Linked DNA regions of Mus musculus: region 1 is linked to region 2. Evidence: chromatin loops called from intact Hi-C (ENCODE). Cell type or tissue: gastrocnemius. All regions are shown on one strand. Each heading gives the region's core, and the rest is flanking DNA. Links, peaks and the distances in the headings are about the cores only.

What was found. Hi-C counts contacts between places; a loop is a spot of excess contacts. Peaks named below come from ENCODE experiments on the same cell type or tissue, not always from the same donor. Only the 100,000 strongest peaks of a DNase experiment are listed, where the experiment ranks them.
Region 1: it touches region 2 in a loop (4-fold over the local background); 10 of 42 quality-filtered maps call a loop at or near these places.

The regions. Positions count from the first base shown.
Region 1 is chr14:70,240,194-70,251,453 of GRCm38, forward strand. It overlaps Ppp3cc (protein phosphatase 3, catalytic subunit, gamma isoform), which reads right to left. Exons shown (of 14, transcript NM_008915.3): 5 at 7,381-7,526; 6 at 5,660-5,799; 7 at 711-788; 8 at 536-630. It overlaps Gm33790 (a long non-coding RNA gene), which reads left to right and starts at 8,466. Exons shown (of 2, transcript XR_001781331.1): 1 at 8,466-8,622. In gastrocnemius, for the core only: a CTCF peak has its summit at 5,315; no DNase peak of the experiment used is centred there; H3K4me3 peaks cover 33 bases; H3K27ac peaks cover 312 bases.
Region 2 is chr14:70,407,181-70,415,180 of GRCm38, forward strand. Piwil2 (piwi-like RNA-mediated gene silencing 2) reads right to left here. Exons shown (of 23, transcript NM_021308.2): 7 at 3,954-4,071; 8 at 3,202-3,326; 9 at 2,125-2,205; 10 at 1,731-1,844. Among named protein-coding and RNA genes, the nearest start is that of Gm24890, 17 kb to the right of the region's middle. In gastrocnemius, for the core only: a CTCF peak has its summit at 4,342 (motif pointing left); no DNase peak of the experiment used is centred there.

The DNA.
Region 1 (11,260 bases), core at 1,798-9,797, 170 kb before region 2:
GCAGCTTACATTCTAAACTTACTGACCTTTTTTTCCCAATAAGATCTCTTCTTCATCTAGGAATGGGAGTGCATACCTGTAACCCTAACACTTGGGAGATGAAGCACGAGGACCCCAAGTTCAAAGCCAGTCTGCATTACATAGCAAAACCTTGTCTCAAAACAGAACAAATCAGAAGAGGAGTTGGGGAGAGAGAGGTAGAGATGTCAGATTCTTGGGGAGCTGGTGCAGAGCAGAGTAAGATACCAGAGAGTGTCGCTAAGGCCTTCCCCATGCTAAACACATGCTTTACTACAAAGCCTCACCCCTTACCCAAGACCTTCTTATCTGACTGAATTTTGTACTTAAAAATAGGTGTCCAGGATATAGCTCAGGGGTAGAGTGCCTGCTTCACAAACACAAGGACCTGGGTTCCATCCACAGAGCCAAAAAATAAAAATAAGCAAATGAACACAATAATAAAATAAAACACAAAATTAAAGTAGAGCTCACAGTTACTAACAATTCACACTAAGATATTGCTGGACTTCTTTACCTTTATTGTTATAGACATCTAGGTAATTAGGGGCAGAGAAAATCGTAATAAGTGACGGAAAGCCAGTTGCTTGGTTCTTCCTATACATTCGGTACCTGAAAAAGGAGATATGAACTCAGGCATTTTTACACTAAAAGTAAAATCTGCAGGAAGGTGAGGTCTAAGTGCAACCTACCCCGCATCCTGGGCTTCATGGGCTCTGATTATTGATAATAAACTGTTGTTCTGTAAAAATTCACAAACTGCAGGGTAACTGAAAAAGAAAATGAGAAAAACCTAAATATGGAATTATAGCAGTTATGTTTTAATAGGAAGAAACAGAACACCCAATCTGAGAGTTGTTTTAAGATTACAGAGACTATGGACTCTGCAATTTTAAAGATTTACTTTATTCTATGAGGCTTTTGCCTACTTGTATGGATATGCACCATCTGAGGGTCTAGTTCCCACAGAGGCCAAAGGAGGGTGGCAGATCCCATGACTCTGGAGTTACAGACAATTACGAACCACCATGAGCGCTGGGAACTGAACCTAGGTGTTAGAGCCATCAGAGTGATAATTTTTTTCTTTACCCTGACTAGCTTCCAAATCAATGAGATGATACTGTAAGTCTTGTTTAATCAAGCTTTACACCACAATAGCTGGTCAATATTAATCTGTTTTAATCCTCTAAAATATTCTGGCTCCCTCCCAGCCCGAACCCCCAAGATCCTTGTATTTTAGCACTGCTCTGGGTCGCTCAGCTCCAGGTGTGTTCTCAAGGTCCCCTCCACCCTCCCTCTCCTCTGAGTGAATCCCACTTCCCATCGCCCTTTCTCCCCTCCCCCGACCCTCCCCCCTGGCTGGCATCGGAAGTCCAGCCCCATTCCCTCCTCTGCCCAATCATTGGCTGATCAGCTTTTATTGACAGACCAGAGAATCAATAAGGAGCATCACATCACAGAGGCAGGAGGAGAGTCTTAAAGTAAGTATTACAATGCCATGTCAGGATTGCAACCAGACGTGGAGGCAGAGAAATCAGCACTTGAAAAATACATGGATAATCTTCAAACACTGCACAATAACATTGTGCCTCCACCCAGGCCTTCTGGAAAAACAGCCAGTGCTCTCAACCACGGAACCATCTCTCCAGCCCTACGACTGAACTTTTATTAAAAGCTCAGAAACCAGCTCCTCCCTCACAACCTCCCTCCTCAGAGCGTCTTAAACCCAGGCCTCTCCGAGAATCCTTGAGAGGACAGGAAGCAGGTCTAATGAGTAACTCCTCCAGCCCAGAGGAAAAACACTCTATGTCTGTCTGTCGAGTATATTATATTCAATTTCGATTAAAAAAAAAAAAAAAAAAGCTCAGAAACCAGTGATTTCTATTTCACACTACTATCAAACTTGAAGAAGACACCTTAGAATAGAAAGTTTCTCCATCTTTTAATTTATTTTACCTTAACACTACTAGTATTAGGATCAAAAATGTTGGTATTTTGATACGAAGATGTATCACAACTCCATGTATGCATGTATGTGTATACAGTAGGTCCTACAAAATTAGTGCATGCTTTTCTTAAATCATCAAACCTTTAGAAAAATTAAAAGAATCTACTTATAACTTTATATGTAATATCAATAGCAAGATAGTACTATGCATGGCTATCTCAGGAGTAGATATAAATATTATAGACCACCATACTCTAATGATATCTGCATATACTCCTAAAATGGTCTTTTTTTTTTTGAACTTCTGTTTGACAACCAGGAAGAACTAGGATATAAAATTACCATCAGAATTTGTAGCTGTTACTTACTTATCTTTTAGAAAGTATTTCTTTCTTGAATTGGGATATAACTAAGCTGGTCTACTGCTTGTGCAGCATACAAATTCCGGGGTCCAACCCCTATACACCATATTTTAGGGATGCTGCGCATGTAACCCCAGTACTTGGGAGGTGAGACAGAAGAAGCAGAAGTTCAAGGCTGTCTTTTCCTACATAGTAAGTTTGAGACCAGCCTGGGATGCACGGGATCCTGTCTGAGAAAAAGGGGGCAATTTTCTTTTTACTATGCTCAGTGGAAAATGTATAATTTTAAGATCACCTATATATGACATTATCACAATTTCGGAACAGGAAGTCCCCCTCTTGACTGGCATAGGAACAATGAATGGTCTGTTAGCCATTCATAGACTGTGAAGCAGTTTTGAGAAGGCCTTAGGAATGAGGTAGGAGGCTGTGGAATTCTGGTAGAGCCCACGGCCAAGGATTCATGCCATGAGACATTGTTCCTAGGTTCCGTATGAGGTTTAAGATTCCTAGGAGCCTCTGGCCATATTTTCATCAACCACTTAAGTGTTTCCGATGTTTTCTTGCATAATGATATTTTATGTAAATATAAGATTGAATCATTAACATTGAACTCATGGCCAGGAACACAACTCACACTTGACAAATCTCTGTAAGTTACACTACAGTCTGCTTTGCTCACGGACACTGGACAGCACTTTGTGTGATACCATTATCAACACTGAAAAAGACTGCTGACAGAAAAGTGCAGAAACAGAAACAAAACTGTGAGGTGGGGGTGGAGAGATGGCTCAGTGATTAAGAGCTGCTCTTGGAGAAGATCTGGGTTTGGTTCTTAGCACCCACATCTGTAATTCCAGTTCTAGGGGTTCTGGCCCCCATGGATACCAGGAAGACATGTGGTACAGAAACATACATGTGAGCAAAACACTCCTACACGTAAAACAAAAGAGAAAAAAAGACTAAAAACAAGAGTCAGCGCATGACTTCTAATGTCAGCTGTAAGCCTGCGCCGTATGGGCTGGCTCAGGTGCATCTGTTGTTCTGCCAAGTGTGTCCACCAATGCTATAAGAGCTCTGTGAGGACGGACTGGGATGCAGGGAACTCAGGTGAGTATGGGGATAGCTGCAAGCCAAGTGTTAGGAGGAGAATTTCTGGGTGGAAGGCCTGTGTTGTAAGAGGTGTTGGCAGGTGACCACAGGAACTGTAACAAATGACATTTGGCCAATAATGCTAAGTCCTTAAGCAACATCATAAGAGGGAAAAGTTAAATTGTTTCAGTAAATAAGTCACTAGAAAGATAGATGGCAGAGTAGAATTCAAAACGATTATTTTAAAAATGTTTAGGGGCAAATTAAGGCTTCTTTTATACATATGTATCATTTAATTACTGTATTATCTTAACCAGTTAGCAAGATTTTTAAAGAACTAAATTTGTCATAATAAAACAGTGGAATTAAAATTAGTTTAGATTTCAATGTCTTTATTTTCTCTACTTTATTTATTTATTTATTTAGGCTTGGCAAACCATACCAAGAGCTCACATGTGAACTTTAGGACAATAACTTCCAGGAAAAGTCCTAGGCTTGGATCAGTGTTCTGGGTTTTGGTTTTGGTTTGTTTTGGTCAATAGCAGAAGTTCCAAAAGCTGGGAGCAAGCCAGTAAGCAGCACCCTCCATGGTCTCTCCATCAGCTGCCTCCAGGTTCCAGCCCTAGTTCAGTTCCTGTCTTGACTTACTCCAATGATGGATTGTGATCTGATAAGCCAAATGAACCCTCCCTGCCCCCCCCCCCCAAAAAACTTGCTTTTTAGTCATAGTGTTTTGTCACAGTAACAGTAACCCTAAGAGCGTAGGCCTGGCTGGCTTGGCACCCACTATGTAGATGAAGCTGGCCTTGGACTCACATTGTGCAGCAGCCTGCCTGTTCTCAAATACTGGGATTATGTACGTACGTACGTACATACATACATACATACATACATACATACATAGAGAGAGAGAAAGAGAGAGAGAAAAAAAAGAGGGGGGGGAGGGAGAGGGAGAGAGAGAGGGAGGGGGAGGAGACATGCTCAGTGCTAAAGAGCACTTCCTGTTCTTGCAGAAGACCCAGGTTTCTTTTGCAGCCCCCACCCCTCCCCGTCCCAGATGGCTCATAATCATCTGTAACTACCAGATCCAAGGGATCCGATGCCTACTTCTGGTCTCCACAAGCACCAGGTACACATGTAGTTTACACACACACAGACAGGCAAAGCACCGACACACATAAAAATAAGAGGCTGGAGAGATGGCTCAGTGGTTAAGAGCACTGACTGCTCTTCCAGAGGTCCTGAGTTCAATTCCCAGCAACCACATGGTGGCTCACAACCATCTGTAATAGGATCCAATGCTCTCTTCTGGTGTGTCTGAAGACAGCTATAAAATATAGAAATAATAAAATAAAGAAATAAAATCTTTTAAAAGTCAGATCGTTAGGAAGTATCTAGATGATATCTAGAAACAAATAATAAATCATTTAGAGCTTATAACAGTGAGATACTGGGAGAGGTTTTAACTGTGTTCACTAATCTGTACTTCTTATGATCTCATGTCTAAGAACATATTAAAGCTTTCCTGCTATTAAGGGATTGAACAAGTGCTTGCCCAGGATGTGTAAGGTCCTGGGTTTGCTCTCCAACACCAAAATGAAAGGAAGAGGAGAAGGAGGTGAGAGAGGGGACAGAGAAAAAAGAGAAATAAGAACACAGAGAATGAGACTAAACAGTAGTCTCTACTTCTTGTTTGAGACCTGAGCCATTAAGAAAACTTTCATAATACCAGGTGTGGTGGCAAGATTAATTTCATAAAACTAGGGCTTGAGAGATGGCGCGGTGGTTAAGAACACTTACCACTCTTATTGAGGACCCAAGTTCAGTTCTTAGCACCCACATGGTGATTCCAGAATTCTAGTTCTAGTGGATATAATACCCTCCTCTAACTTCAGAGGGCGCCAGGCACACACTTAGTACATAGACGGACAGACATGCAGATACAACATTCATAAAGAAAAAAAAATTAATTTAGAAAAGAATAATTCCATTATATGGATCACAGTGGGCTAGAAAGATGCCTCTGTGGTTAAGAGTATGTGCTCTTCTTATAGAAGACCTAAGTTCCCAGCACCCACACTGGGTGGTTCACAACTGCCTATATTTCCAGCTGCAGGGGATCTTATGTCTCTAGTCTCTCTCTTGGACCTGCATTCATGTGTATAGACACATATGTAATTAAAGAAAAACTGAAAAAGTAAAATGGGGCCCAGTTTGTTTCACTGTGTTCTCAGCTTACCTGAAGAAGTAGGAGCAGCCTCGGACAGTGTTGTGGGTATAGTGCTCCAGGGTCTTCTCGCTGCCGTAGTCCTCTAAGGGATCAGACCACAGCAGGTCACACACTGGCCCAAAAGCAGGAGGCTCAGAAAACCTATCTAACTAGAAGACACACAAGGGCCAAAAGAAGAGAAAAAAAAATCAGGAAAGTAAAAGGCTTTTGGAAGCAGCAGATTAAAAGTCCCCTTCTCCCTACAGGAAAGTATTGCAGATGAGGCCGTGAGCCCCAAGGATGGTCCCTTGAGAAAATGAGAATTCGTCAATAAATGTGTACAAGTATCTTATCTCTGTTCCTGTAGAAAAGGGCCTCTCCTCCCATGCTAATCTAGTGAAATTTACCTCAAATGTGAAATCAGCCTCCACAAAAAATTGTGACGACTAAAGTTAAATTCTATTTTCTATGGGAAGCAGAGCTACAGGAGGGCGGGGAGCCAGGCAGGCATCCTGTCCACTGCTCACTTCGTTCTAATAGAGATGTCTTCTTTTGTAAAAAGCCTTTTATTCTTTCCATTCTATGCAGTGGTGTCATTAACTTACTTTTAATATTTGTCATTAACTTACTTTTTCAGTTACTGCTGCTTTAATTAAAAACACCCCCACAAAAAAATCAAAGAATATAAATAATTGTTTTTGAACACACCAGAACATCTGAGAGTCAAGAAGAGGGCTTCTGCTGAGTGAGAGGGGAGCTTTTTACCACAGCTGATCACAGTGGTTAAATACAAAATCTACTAAAGGCGACATGCTGGGTGGGTACTGAAAAGCCAGCACACACACACCGGCTCACTGCTCACTGGGAGACTGCTGTGAACTCAAGGAAATCCTGAGTCTGTGCCCCGTGGGAACTGAGGGGATCAAGGTGCGGAAGTGCACGTGCACAAGGCTGCTCCTTTCCCTCAGTCATGAAGACACAGTCTTGGGAATAACTACCACATAAGGGAGTGTAAGGCACATGGAGCAACCAACCATCCTGTTTAGGATGCAAACGGCAGTGCGCCTCACAGCTGCCAGAGCTCAGGGCACTCAGTCAAATTTCCTCATTTACAGAAAGAATGTACTCCAAGGGTAAGGGGCCTGGCCAAGGCTTCACATTCATGTTCTTTCTTTGCAAGCTGGAATATAATTTAATTTTTTAAAGCTGGGCATGGTGGCACAAGTCCTGTAATTATACCATACAGTGGAGGAGGTAGAACTGTCTTGAGTTCAAGGCTAGTCTGGGCTTTGCAGAGAGACCTTGTTTAAAATATACAAATATGATTTTTAAAGTTTCAGAGTTCTACTGTAAGAAGAGTATGCTTTTAGCTATTAAGATTTAATTTTAAGGCCAAGCAGTGGTGGCGCATACTTTTAATCCTAGCACTCAGAGGCAGAAGTAGGTAGATCTCTGAGAGTTCAAGGCCAGCCTGATCTACAGAGTGAATTCCAGCGAGAATTATAGAAAGAAACCCTGTTTCAAAAAACGAAACAAAACTTTAATTTTTAAAAAGAGAAAGAATGTTTCTCCAAGTGTTACTAACAGCTCTCTGACAGTGACAAGATTATGAGTCAGTCCCGTATTTCTACCTCTGACTGTATTTTCATTTAACCTCAGCAATTGCTATATGTTATATAGGTAGTCACTGGCTAAGATAAAGAACAAAAATTTAAAAGCACACTCTATGAAAATAGTAAAAAGTTACTTACTTTCCTAATGTCCTCTAAACAAGTAATTTCAGGAGACATTCCTCCATGTACACAGAGAAACTGCTGGTTTAAGAGGGCAGCAAGAGGAAGACAGTCGAAAGTGTGCATGCACGCATCGTACACCATCTCTGAATACTTGATCCGACCTACCCAAAGAGGACAAAGTCAGGGGATGAACAGTGCCATACTGAAGAGACTAACCAGGTGAAGCCAGCTCGGAAGCCACTGGTTACAGGCAAGTCTGAAGACCCTGTCCCAGAGAAAATGTCCTTTTAGAGTTGCACACAAGGGCTAACCGAACACTCTTCCCTTTCTAAAGATAAGTATGACCTTAGATTAACTTTCTAGCTCTGTTGCCCAGGAAATCTGATAAGGCAGGTGGCTGCCCATGTCTTATTAGTGAGCATCATTTACCTGGAGGAAGGTTACGGCTTTAGGCTCCTGAGGGTCCTTTTAGGATCCTCAAATTCTGCCATTAAGCGTTTACAAACAATGCTGGCATTGCTGATCCCTGGGGCTTCCCAGGCAAAGTAGATCCCAGCCCCACCCCATGTGGAACTGTCTCCACAGTACTGAAAACTATTTCTGTATCAGAAACCTTTGGGCTCATTTTTTTCTGTTTTTAAAAAAGATTATTTTTACGTGTATGAGTAGTTTGCCTGTGTGTGTGTTCATGCACTGAGCACATGCCTGGGGAGGTAGCCAGAAGAGTGCTGGATCCCCTGGAACTGGAGTTCAGGAGAGATGTGAGCTGCCATCTGGGTCCTCTCTTGAAGAGCAGCTCTTAGCCACTAAGAGCTTCATCTCTCCAGCCCTTACATTAAAAAATGTGTAGGAAAATTATTACTACTCTAGTGTACTTTACATAGACATAGACTGTTTTGCATTTCTGAATTTATTTTTTATTTGTGTATGTCTACCTAAGTTATGTGCACTGTGCAGGTGCCCTCAGAAGCAGCAGTAGACCCTGGACCTGGATGACAGGCACTTGGGAGCTACCTGTTGTTATGTGGGTGCTGGAAGCTTTACCTAGCTGTACCCAAATATGGCAGCTTACAATTCTCCTTAAATTCTGTTCTAGGGAATCCAGGGCTCTTATCCTCTGAGACATCTCTCGAGTTCCTGCATTTTATATTTTGATGTGGTTGTCAAGTTGGAACTATGGTACAAGGAAATACTCCTAAGTGGGCAGATTGTAGGTGTGCCACAATTCTCTAAGAAGAAAAAGACATGAAGTAACAGGTAAGAACTCTAAAGATGGGCTTAAAAAAAAAAAAACCAGCATTTTCCTTCTTGGTGTTATGGTGTGGCTATGACTAGAATGTATCTCTCAAGGGATGTGTGGGTTTCAGTGTGGGATGTTACCACACAGTGTAAACCTTTAAGAAGAGAAACCTGAACAGGTGGAGCCTAGTGGGAAGTCACTGGGGGCACTGCCCTCAGAAGGAAGATGTGTTGTGAGACACTCAGTAGTTCTTCCAGTAGGGCTCTTCTCTAATCTTTGGCCTTGTGTGTTCTCTCTCTCTTTAATGTGTTCTCCCAACATGAAGTCCTCATCAATTCAAAACCAATGCTGGTATCATACCCTGAAACCTCCAAAACTATAAGCTAAACAAAGCTCTTTTCTTTATAAGGTTCACAGCTTCAGGTCTTTTGTTAGAATAGTAACAAACAGATTATACAGTTGACCTTGGATTTAAAGTCAAGCTGTGCCTTTAGAGTGAATGCTAGTAGAGAAGACTAAGACAGTATACACAAGGAAACCCTACAGTCCATATAGGAAACTGTAAACTGGAGCCAGGCATGGTGGCACACACCTTTAATCCCAGCACTCAGGAGCAAATGAATCTTTGTGAATTAGAGGCCAGCCTGGTTTACAAAGTGAGTTCCAGGATAGCTATGGCTACACAGAGAAACCCCATCTCGAACACACAAACAAACAAAACAAAGGAAAGTATAAACGAAGGTGAGAAGGCCTCCCTCTCATAACAATCCAGACATTCTCTTTGTGGCTGATACTGAGGGACTCAGGTTTGGGTTTAATGGAATCTGAGGGCTCTCTTCACACTGGCACAGAGGCGGTTAAGACTGTATTCAATAGCATATCTAACTTTAACATGAGCTCAGTTTGTGCAGGGATGCACCTCCTTACAGTTACAGCCTCACTTTGCTATTTCAAAAGCAGATCCAGCTGTGAGTATAACATCTGTTCAAAATAAAAGCAAACAAAGAATCTTTAACATGTGGTCAGTGCTAGATATTTCCTCCTAAAAATCCAAAGGCAGAATCACCTTTGTTACCAATGTCAATTAAAATTCCTTTATAAGAATCCTAAACTTGAGTATAGGTAAGAGTCTAAGTGGCATTCATGGTCCACACCATCATCTAGTATGCCTTTCATCCTAATAATGACTCAGAAAAAGTCCTTAGCTTACTTCCAAACAATGCCAGATCTGTGGAGAGACAGCAAGTATGCACAGAGTACCGAGCCACTCTGTAAACCAAAACAGGAGAACAAAAGCCAAATCAGGTGAAAAGACATGTACGGCATATTAGTATGTGCGCAAACAGGCCGTCCTATGCTACCATTCCCCGAGGGATTAGACTAGAGACAGTAACCATAGTCCTATTTTTTCTTTTTTTCTTTCTTTTTTCTTTTTTTTTTTTTGGGGGGGGGACAGGGTTCGAGACAGTTTCTCTGTGTAGCCCTGGCTGTCCTGGAACTCACTTTGTAGACCAGACTGTCCTCGAACTCAGAAATCCGCCTGCCTCTGCCTCCCAAGTGCTGGGATTAAAGGCGTGTGCCACCACACCTGGCCAGTCCTATTTTTTCTAATGTTCTCTGATGAGTACATGTCTATAAGTATATAGCAAGTACACTTACATGTATAGTGACCACAGTATATATCCGTGAGCTAAATGCCTGAGCCAGTCAGTTGTCAGATAAATGACCTGTAACCTAACTCTCTTAGTTTGGTCCTTAGATTGGTTGTTAGCTTTCTAGCTTGGAATCTTGAGCAAATGCTTCCATTCCATGTGTTTTCCCGACTATATAATGGGAATGATAATCCCTATAAGTCATGATGCTATGAGGATAGAGGTGTATTTACACCTGGCACACAATGGTTATAACTATGTGTTAAGTGATCATTTCGCAGAATCTCTATGAAGTAGGCACATTCCCATGTTCATTTAAAAACTGAGGAAGGCAACTGGAGAGGTGATTCAGCTGTTAGAGCACTGTCTGCTCTACCATAGAGCCAGGGTTCAATCCTCAAAACCCACACAATAGGGAAGAAATTTCCATGACTGAGTTCCAGACAGACATGTTTCTACCATGTAAGATTGAAGGAGCACTGGGGCTAGAGAGATGGCTCAGCAGTAAGAGAGAGCACTCATTGCTCTTCCAGAGGACCTGGGTTTAGTTCCCAGCACCCACCCACATGGTGAATCACAATGGTATGCAACTCCAGTTCCAGGATATTAGATGCCCTTGTTTGGTCTCTGAGAGCAGCAGGCACAGACACACACATAAGCATACATATAAATATAACACACAATTACATAAAAGGGGAGAAAACTGGGCGCAGTGCTCATAACTGCAAGCTTCAGTGGCAGAGAAGTCACATCCACATTCTTAACTACCCTCTCAGACTCTTCCAAACTATGGTGCTGGGGTTGGGACCCAAGGCCTTGAGAATGCAGGGCAAGTGCTCTCCCAAATGTTTATACCCTCATTCTGTGAACTGTCAACATGGGATCTTACTATGAAGCTCAGGCTGGCCTTGAACTGGCAGCTTCTAGAATGCTGGGATTACTGGCAATGTGCCACTATGCCCACCACTATTTTTAAGTTTAAATTAAATAGAATTTAAATACT
Region 2 (8,000 bases), core at 1-8,000:
TTACACAAGTTAAAGCTGTTGATGGGGAGGGGCTCTCGAGGTCCTACCCCTCTGTGAGGACCCAATGACTCTGGGGGATTAGAAAGGATTTTCTTTAGTGGTACATGGCTCCTGGTAAATCAGCCTTCATCCATGCTCACATAACCCTGAACCTGCTGGGTCACAAAAAATATGCTCAACAAAATCTCACATAAGAGGGGAGAAGAGTGTGGTCAGAAAGAGGCAAGGAATAAACAGGAGTAGAAAGAAGAACGGGTGGTAGGGCAAACTAACCAAATACATCATATACACATATGAAATATCACAAAACCCCATTATCTGTTCTCAATCTATGCTAATAAGACAACAAGAAAGCGCCAGGTATAGTTGTGCAGACCTTTTCCCAGCACTTGCCAGGCAGAGGCAGGCAGATCTCTGTGAGTTCAAGGCCAGCCTGGTCTACAGAGGGAGGGCTACACAGAGAAAACTTCAAAAAAACAAAAACAACAAAAAGGGAAGTTTGTAGACCTTCTAAAGAGACAGGAAGCACAGTAAGAGAACACCTGACTACTCGGGAAACAGAACTTAGTATGGCTCTGCTCACAGAAAAGGGGGGCCACTGGAAAGCAGCACTGCCCTGATTCGGAGGGGAAAGACCTTCCTGCCTAGAGCACCACTCAATTTACGGTAACCCTGAGGCTCACAGTGTTTCTTCCTATGTACCTTTCTTCAAGGTGATAATGGAGGGCATGCCCTGCACCAGAGCAGGGGACAGCACAGGCGGTGTTAGCTCTGAGACTTAACAGGTGGCAGCATAGGGAAGGAGGCAGGCGTATCCCCCCAAGCCAAGCCAACCCCACCAGCATTTAGCAGACATTGAAGATGGTCCTGAACCCCACTGGGATAATCAGGACACCGGTTACTGTGAATGTAACAGCAACATGTAACACTGAGCCCACCAGAAAAACCTATTTGCTTGCCATCATTTAGAAGCATAGAAGTTATTCCTGTAATCAGAGGAAATCTACTATTTCTAAAGCCTGAGCAGCTCTGACCTCTAGGAAAATAACTTCTCTTTGGCAGTTTCCTGGAGTCTGTAAGTACACAAAAGGTCCAGAGGATGAAAGCGGCCATGACAGTAGAGGTTTTCCTGCTCTAGAGCTGGGTGGCTTTGTACTGCGGTCATATTAAGGGCTAGTGAAGATCCTAACATGAGTTCCAGGCTAGCCTGCAATACAGACAGATTAATAATACTGTCTCAAAAGTATAAAAACAAACAAACAAACACCCACCACCACCAGTCGCCTCAGTCTCTGTGTGGCATGATGGGATGATGCCTGACAAGACTCAAAGACAAGGCTCAGAAGAGCTAATTTGATTTCACTCACCCATGACCTATGAGCTCAGGAGAACAGTGCATGCCCAGTCAGATGCTCGCCTCAGCAGACTCCAGCAGAGGAGAGTCTCTCAGCTCTCTGCTTGGTTTTGTTTTCTGAGACAGGGTCTTGCACTGTAGCTCAGGCCGGCCTGGAACTCTATATAGCCTAGGCCAGGATTGAACTTGAGGTAGCCGTCTTGCCTCAGCCCTGGGGGAGTCATCATACCTGGATCCAGTTCTTTTAATACATTTTATAATTAACCCACCCACATAGACACACAGAGAACAGGGTCTAGCCTGGCCTCCAACTACCCACTTCTGACTTTGGAAGGCCATCATGATGTCAGAGGTGGCTGACCCTCTAGTCCCTTACATGACATCCAGCACAGAGTCGTTCCGAATGACCTTATGAGAGACATCAGCGAGCAGGAAGAGACCCCCGTCTGTCCTCCGGATACTAGCCGCATAGCCAGGCCAGATCTGCAATCTGAAGAGAGAGATGTTCCAAGAGCATCAGGGCCCCTATTTTATACAATGCTGACACTGCCCTTCCTTGATAATCATGAGGAAGGCTGGGGTGGGGGGGAACGGAACCAAATCGGTGTCAGTACAAACTTACTAGAAATATAAATAAACAAAAAGGTTTAGTTGATAAACTGTACTTATGACAATAAAATATTGTTGAAGTTATTGTCCTATGTTTAGTGGGCATAATAAAAGTTTCTTCCAGAACATTCAGAAGTGAAGGAGAAGAAAAACCCACCAACCTGTGTTGCTGCAGTACCATGGCACTTGTAGGGTCATAGAAGTTTCTCCCCACAAGCTTCATATCCAGAAGTTTCATTACCCTGAAATGAATGGCGGAGGTGAGCTCTCTTTCTCCTTCCAAGTGCTGGGTGGGCCACAGAGCTACACAGTCACCAGGCAAGCACTCACCCTCAAGCCGCATCCTAAGCCTAACAGAAAAGCTGTCAGAAAGCTCCTTCAGTCTTAGCTACGGTTTCCTCTGCAAGCCTGAAGTGCAGAAGAGCTTCTGATCTCTGCATAATGTAGCCTGTGTTTACGACAGTCTTGCTATAGGAGAGTTGAGCTAGAAAGGCATGCATCTGCAGTGTGTACACGTGACTCAAGGCCCCCTCAGGACCCAGCTCACTGGACCCAGGGCTATCTCCCAGCTTAATTATATTACTGACCACCATGAACTAAAGAGAATGCAGATGAACTAGTTTCCAACTTGTGAACAGCCCAGCAAGGGAACTGCGTTTGTTCCAGCAGCTCACTGTAGGTTCTAGTTCATCAAATGAGATAGTTTGGAATTAACTCTTGTATAAAATTGAGAGCCCCTCAAAAGGAGATAAACAACTATAAACTATGTATAATTTTTTAAAGTGTAGAAGCTATCTCTCACCAAATATCTCTGTACTCTGAGGAGTGCTTCACATGTTAATGTCTGTTTTGGCTGAGTGTGGTCATCATAATCCCAGCATTAGGGAAGCTGAAGCAAGAGGGTCAGGATGGGCGATCCTCAGCTACACATCAAGTTTGAGACTAGCCTGAGTTATACAAAATCCTGTCTCAAAAACAAACTCCGGTCTGAAAAATTCTTAATCGAATCCAAAAGACTCCATCTGCCTACTCAGCTACCCACACACCTAACTTCAGGAACCCACACCTGACCTGTCGAGTGAGAGGTAATTTTTGAATGAGCTGATACTAAGATCACTCATTATGTGCTTCCAAGCCCACCCACAGGCACACACTGTGTGTGGCACCACGCACACCTCCTGGGGAGCCTTATTCCCACCATGGCGAGTTACAGACACAGCCTGCAGCAGCTTCCTTACCGCCGGAAGACAACATTGTAGAAGGGGATGCACAGGTCAGAACACGGCTCCAGGATCTTTGTCAGCTGAATCTTGATACTGATCTCGGCATCGTCAGTTTTCCTCTGACTTTTTAACTCAACAACCTAAGAAATAAACATGTACAGTAACGAGAAATGACAACGCTACACAGCCTTAACCCTAACTCAGTTCTAGAGCCCAAAAGGTAGCTTCTACTTCCCCTCACTTCACAGCCTGTGCTGGCAAAATCAGTGTGATAATAAACAAACAAACAAAATAAATAAGATTCAAAGTTGAACACTGAAATCTTTAGTTTTGTTTTTAATTGACGTTATGTATATGTATCATGTATATACAGGTATATATATACCCAAGGAGGCCAGAGAGGGCTTTGGCTCCCTGGACCTGGAGAGGATGACCGGATCACCCAGTATGGGTGGTAGGAGATGAACTGGGCTCTCTGCAGGAGAATCGGGTGTTCTTTACTGCTGAGCCCTGACGTTGAAAATCTGAGTGATTTGTCAGAGACCCAATGCTTCCTACCAGTCCACTTCCTACCAGTCCATTTACGTATCAGAAACGTTACTTCATAAACGCAAGCTGGAGTGGGGCTGGGGGTTGATCCCTGCTGTGTTCTGCAGAAATCTGCCTTCTGTCAAGCAAACTGTCCAGAAAATGTGTACTTTGCCACTACTCAACCCCTCAGAGCACACCGGAGTTTCACCCACACCACACTCTCCACTGGGTCTCACTTGTTGAAGCTTAACAGGAAGATAAAGAATAGAGCCATCAAAAGCAGTGACGTTTCCAGTGACAGACTGGTGGTCCTTCAACATGCCAAACCTCATGCTTTTGCATTCCACACTGGGGCTGCAAAATAACAAAGGGGATTTTAGTTCAGTTTGACTCAAACAGCAATCTTTACCAAAGCTGCGCAGTAAGTTATGTGACTTCAAGAAGCATTTTTTGCCCAGTACAGGGGAATGCCAGGGCCAGGAAGCAGGAGTGGGTGGGTTGGAGAGGGTATAGGGGACTTTCGGAGAGGAAACTAGGAAAGGGGATAGTATTTGAAATGTAAATAAAGAAAATATCTAATAAAAAAAAAAGAAGCATTTTTTGTACCTGCACTCCACCTAGTGGTCATATTTATAATTACACAGCTAACTAAAGAATGTCTCAAGGATACCTGCTGGAGTAGAAACATTAGAAAATGTAACTAATCTACCAGGCTTAGAGTTTATGCGTGCAGTTCAGCTACATGAGAGGCTGAGGCACGGGGATCATCAGTTTAAAACCTCTATAAGCAACTGATAAAGATCTGGAGGGAAGGCAAAACAAAATAAAACAAACAAAAATCCATAATTCTAGACAGCTTGCTTTTACACATCATTTATATCCTTCTAGACTTCTAAGCAGAGGATCAGAACACCGTAAGGGGCCATATTGTATCTAAAACTTTACATGGCCATACACTCTTGCTATAAAAACACAAAATCATAGCATAGAATGGCACAAGTATGGCAAAGTTCAATACAATTTCACGGTTAAACAAGCTGTGAGCCAGGCCTGACCTTGGGCTGACTGTGGTCTGCCAACCCCTGCTCTCAATCTTCAGCGGCACACACTTTTAAAGTGTTCCCCCCACTTGTTTAAAGAATTCTTTTTGAGATTTATTTTTATGTCTATATGCATGTGACTATGTGCATCTGCAGAGGGTAGCAGATTCCCTGGAGCAGGAATTATATGGGTTGTGAACCACCTGATATGGATGCTGGACTGAACTCAGTCCTCTGCAAGAATAGCAAGCTTTTGTTGTTTTTTTAACCTCTAAACCATCTCTCCAGCCACTAAACTGCTTTTGTTTTGTTGTTGAGACAAAAGTCTCTTGTAGACCAAGCTGGCCTTGAACTCAAAGAGATCCACCTGCCTCTGACTTTCAAGTACTGGGATTAAAGTCACGAACCACAATATCCTGCCATAAGGTACTTTAAAAATGAGATTGTAATCATTTTCATTCATGGTGATTTAAACTTTATATTATTCACTGCAGCAAATTGGCAGCTTAACAAATTGTAACAGCTACCTAATTATCAATGATTGTTCTACCATATACACTAGGGCACAATCTTGTTCTGCAACTGTAAAGTGTGAATAAATCCAAGATTAAAAACAAGATCCAAGTGTGTTCAAGTATAGGAAGACGTAACAAAATTCAACTGGCATCCCTAATATTAAATATTCACATGGTAGCATTTCCCTCATATGCAGATTGAGTACATTTCATGCCAATGCTTAAATCCAAAGCATTCTGATCCTGGAGTATTTGCATATACATAATAAAATATCCTGTGCATGAGACCTAAGTATAAACATGAAATGCACTCACGTTTTGTGTATGCCCAGTCTAAAAGTAATTTTATATATATTTAAAAATTTTTTTTAGGCTTAGGGGTGTTTTGTTGTCATTGTCTTTTGAAAGAGGGTCTTTATTTAGTAGCCCTGGCTGGCTTCGAACTCACTGTGTGACCAGGTTAGCCTTGGCCTTGTGGCTATCAGCCTGCCTCTGCTTCCCGCATGCTAGGATTAAATTCCTGCACCACTACACCTGGCTTAGATTTGTTTTGTGTGTATGAATATTTTGCCTAACTGCATGTATATGTAGCTCATATGTGCCAGATGATCATGGAGGTCAGAATAACTATATGTATATGTAACACATATGTGCCTGATGACCATGGAAGTCAGAAGAGGGTACTGGACCCCTGTGGACTGGTGTTACCAATGTTTGTGAATCACCATGTGGGTGCTTGGAACACCTTGACCTTCTGCAAGAACAGCAAATGCTCTTAGCCACTGAGCCATTTCTCCAGCCCCTTACATAATACTTTTAACAAGTCTGTATATGAAAAGTTTCATGGTGTGTAATTTTCTACTTAGAGCTTCATGTCCACATTCAAAAATGTTTAGATTCTGGGGCATTTCAGATTTGGGGTTTTCAGACTGGGACAAACCCCACCTATGCACATTTAGAGCAACATTCTGGCATTCCCCTCCCTGTTCCTATTCCATGAGGAAGCAACAGAGCTACAGGCAACTCCTGTACCACATCAGGGTTTTCCATATTATCAGTATCTTCTCTATTACATCACCTTCACACCATGGCTTCAAAAGTCCAACTGGGCTAGGCTCAGTCAGTAAAATGCTTGAACCTGCCCTAGTTTGCTTTTTTTTTTTTTTTATAGCTATGATAACACACCACGACCAAAATCAAATTGAGGGAGGAGGTGTTTTATTCCCATGTACAACTCTCAGGTCACGTCCCATCACTAAGGAAATTTAGGGCAGGACTTAAAGCCAGGAAATTAGAGGCAGAAACTGAAGCAGAACCCATGCAAGAGTACTGATTACTGGCTTGCTTAGTTTGCTTCCTTTTTTCTTCATTTCTTCTCTCATATATTACATCTGGACAGCAGTTTCTCCTCCATCCCTCCCCCCCTTCCCCCCCATTCACTCTTCCATTTCCATTCAGAAAAAGAGCAGGCTTGCAGAGTAGTCAACCTAAACAGCATATCAAGCTGCAATAAGATTAGGCATTTTCCTGCATATTAAGGCTGGACAAAGCAACAACCCAGTAGGATAGCAAGGGTCCCAAAAGCAGATACAAGTGCCACAAACAGGAGTCCCACAAAAACAACAAGCTACACAACTGTAACACATACACGGAGGGCCTGGGTGAGCCCCATGCAGACTCTGATGTTTGAGCCTCAGTGAGCCTGAACCCAGATGTGTTGAGTCTCTGAGTTGTCTTGTGGTGTCCTTGACCCCTCAGGCCCCTGCAATCCTCCCTCCCCCTCTTCAGCAGGATTCCCTGAATTCCGCCCAGCGTTTGTCAGGAACTACCTACCCAGAGATGCCACTACCCGCAGTGGGCTGTGACCTCCCATGTCAGTCCATCAGAAATGCCCTCCAGACTTGCCTACAGGCAGTCTAATGAGGGCACTTCCTCAGCTGGGGTTCCTTGTCAAGTCGACATAAAATTAACCAGGATAACACTGTATCAACCCTCACAGTGGCTTACTTGTAATTCCAGTAACTAGGAGCTATATAGGCAGGTGGATCCTTGGCACTTGCTGACCTGTCAGCCTCACCTAAGCAGAGCCACGGGTCCTAGCGAGGGCCTGGTTTGTGTGTGTGTTTTTTTGTTTGTTTGTTTGTTTGTTTTGAAACAGGGTTTCTCTGTGTAGTCTTGGCTGTCCTGGAACTCACTCTGTAGACCAGGCTGGCCTCGAACTCAAGAGAGCCTGTTTAAGAAACAAGGTTGATAGCAGCTGAGAACACTGCCCAAGGCTGACCTCTGTGCCTGTGCATGCTCACACACAAACACCACTTAGATCTTATAAATCTCTAGCCCTACAAACCCACAGCTTCTTTATGGCCTAGTCAATGCAAGAAATCCTTCCTGCTTCATCAGACTACAGACTGTCCATAACAAAAGCATTCTTCCCTCTGACACACAGCCCTCCTCTCACAGTCCCTGCTAGGCCTGTTTCCTGGAATTCCATTGGTTGTCTTCACTGCCTCCTTCCCTTTCCATCAAATGTGAGTTGTGCTGTTTCCTTCTCCCTTGTAGGAAACTGGAGGTGGTGGTTGCTGCTGCTGCTGCTGTTTTGGAGAAAGGAATTCTCTGTGTTACAGCCCTGACTGTCCTGTATTTGCTTTGTAGACTAAACTGGAACCACAGAGATCCACCTGCCTCTGCCTCCTGCGTGCTGGGATTAAAGGCCTGCACCAGCACTGCC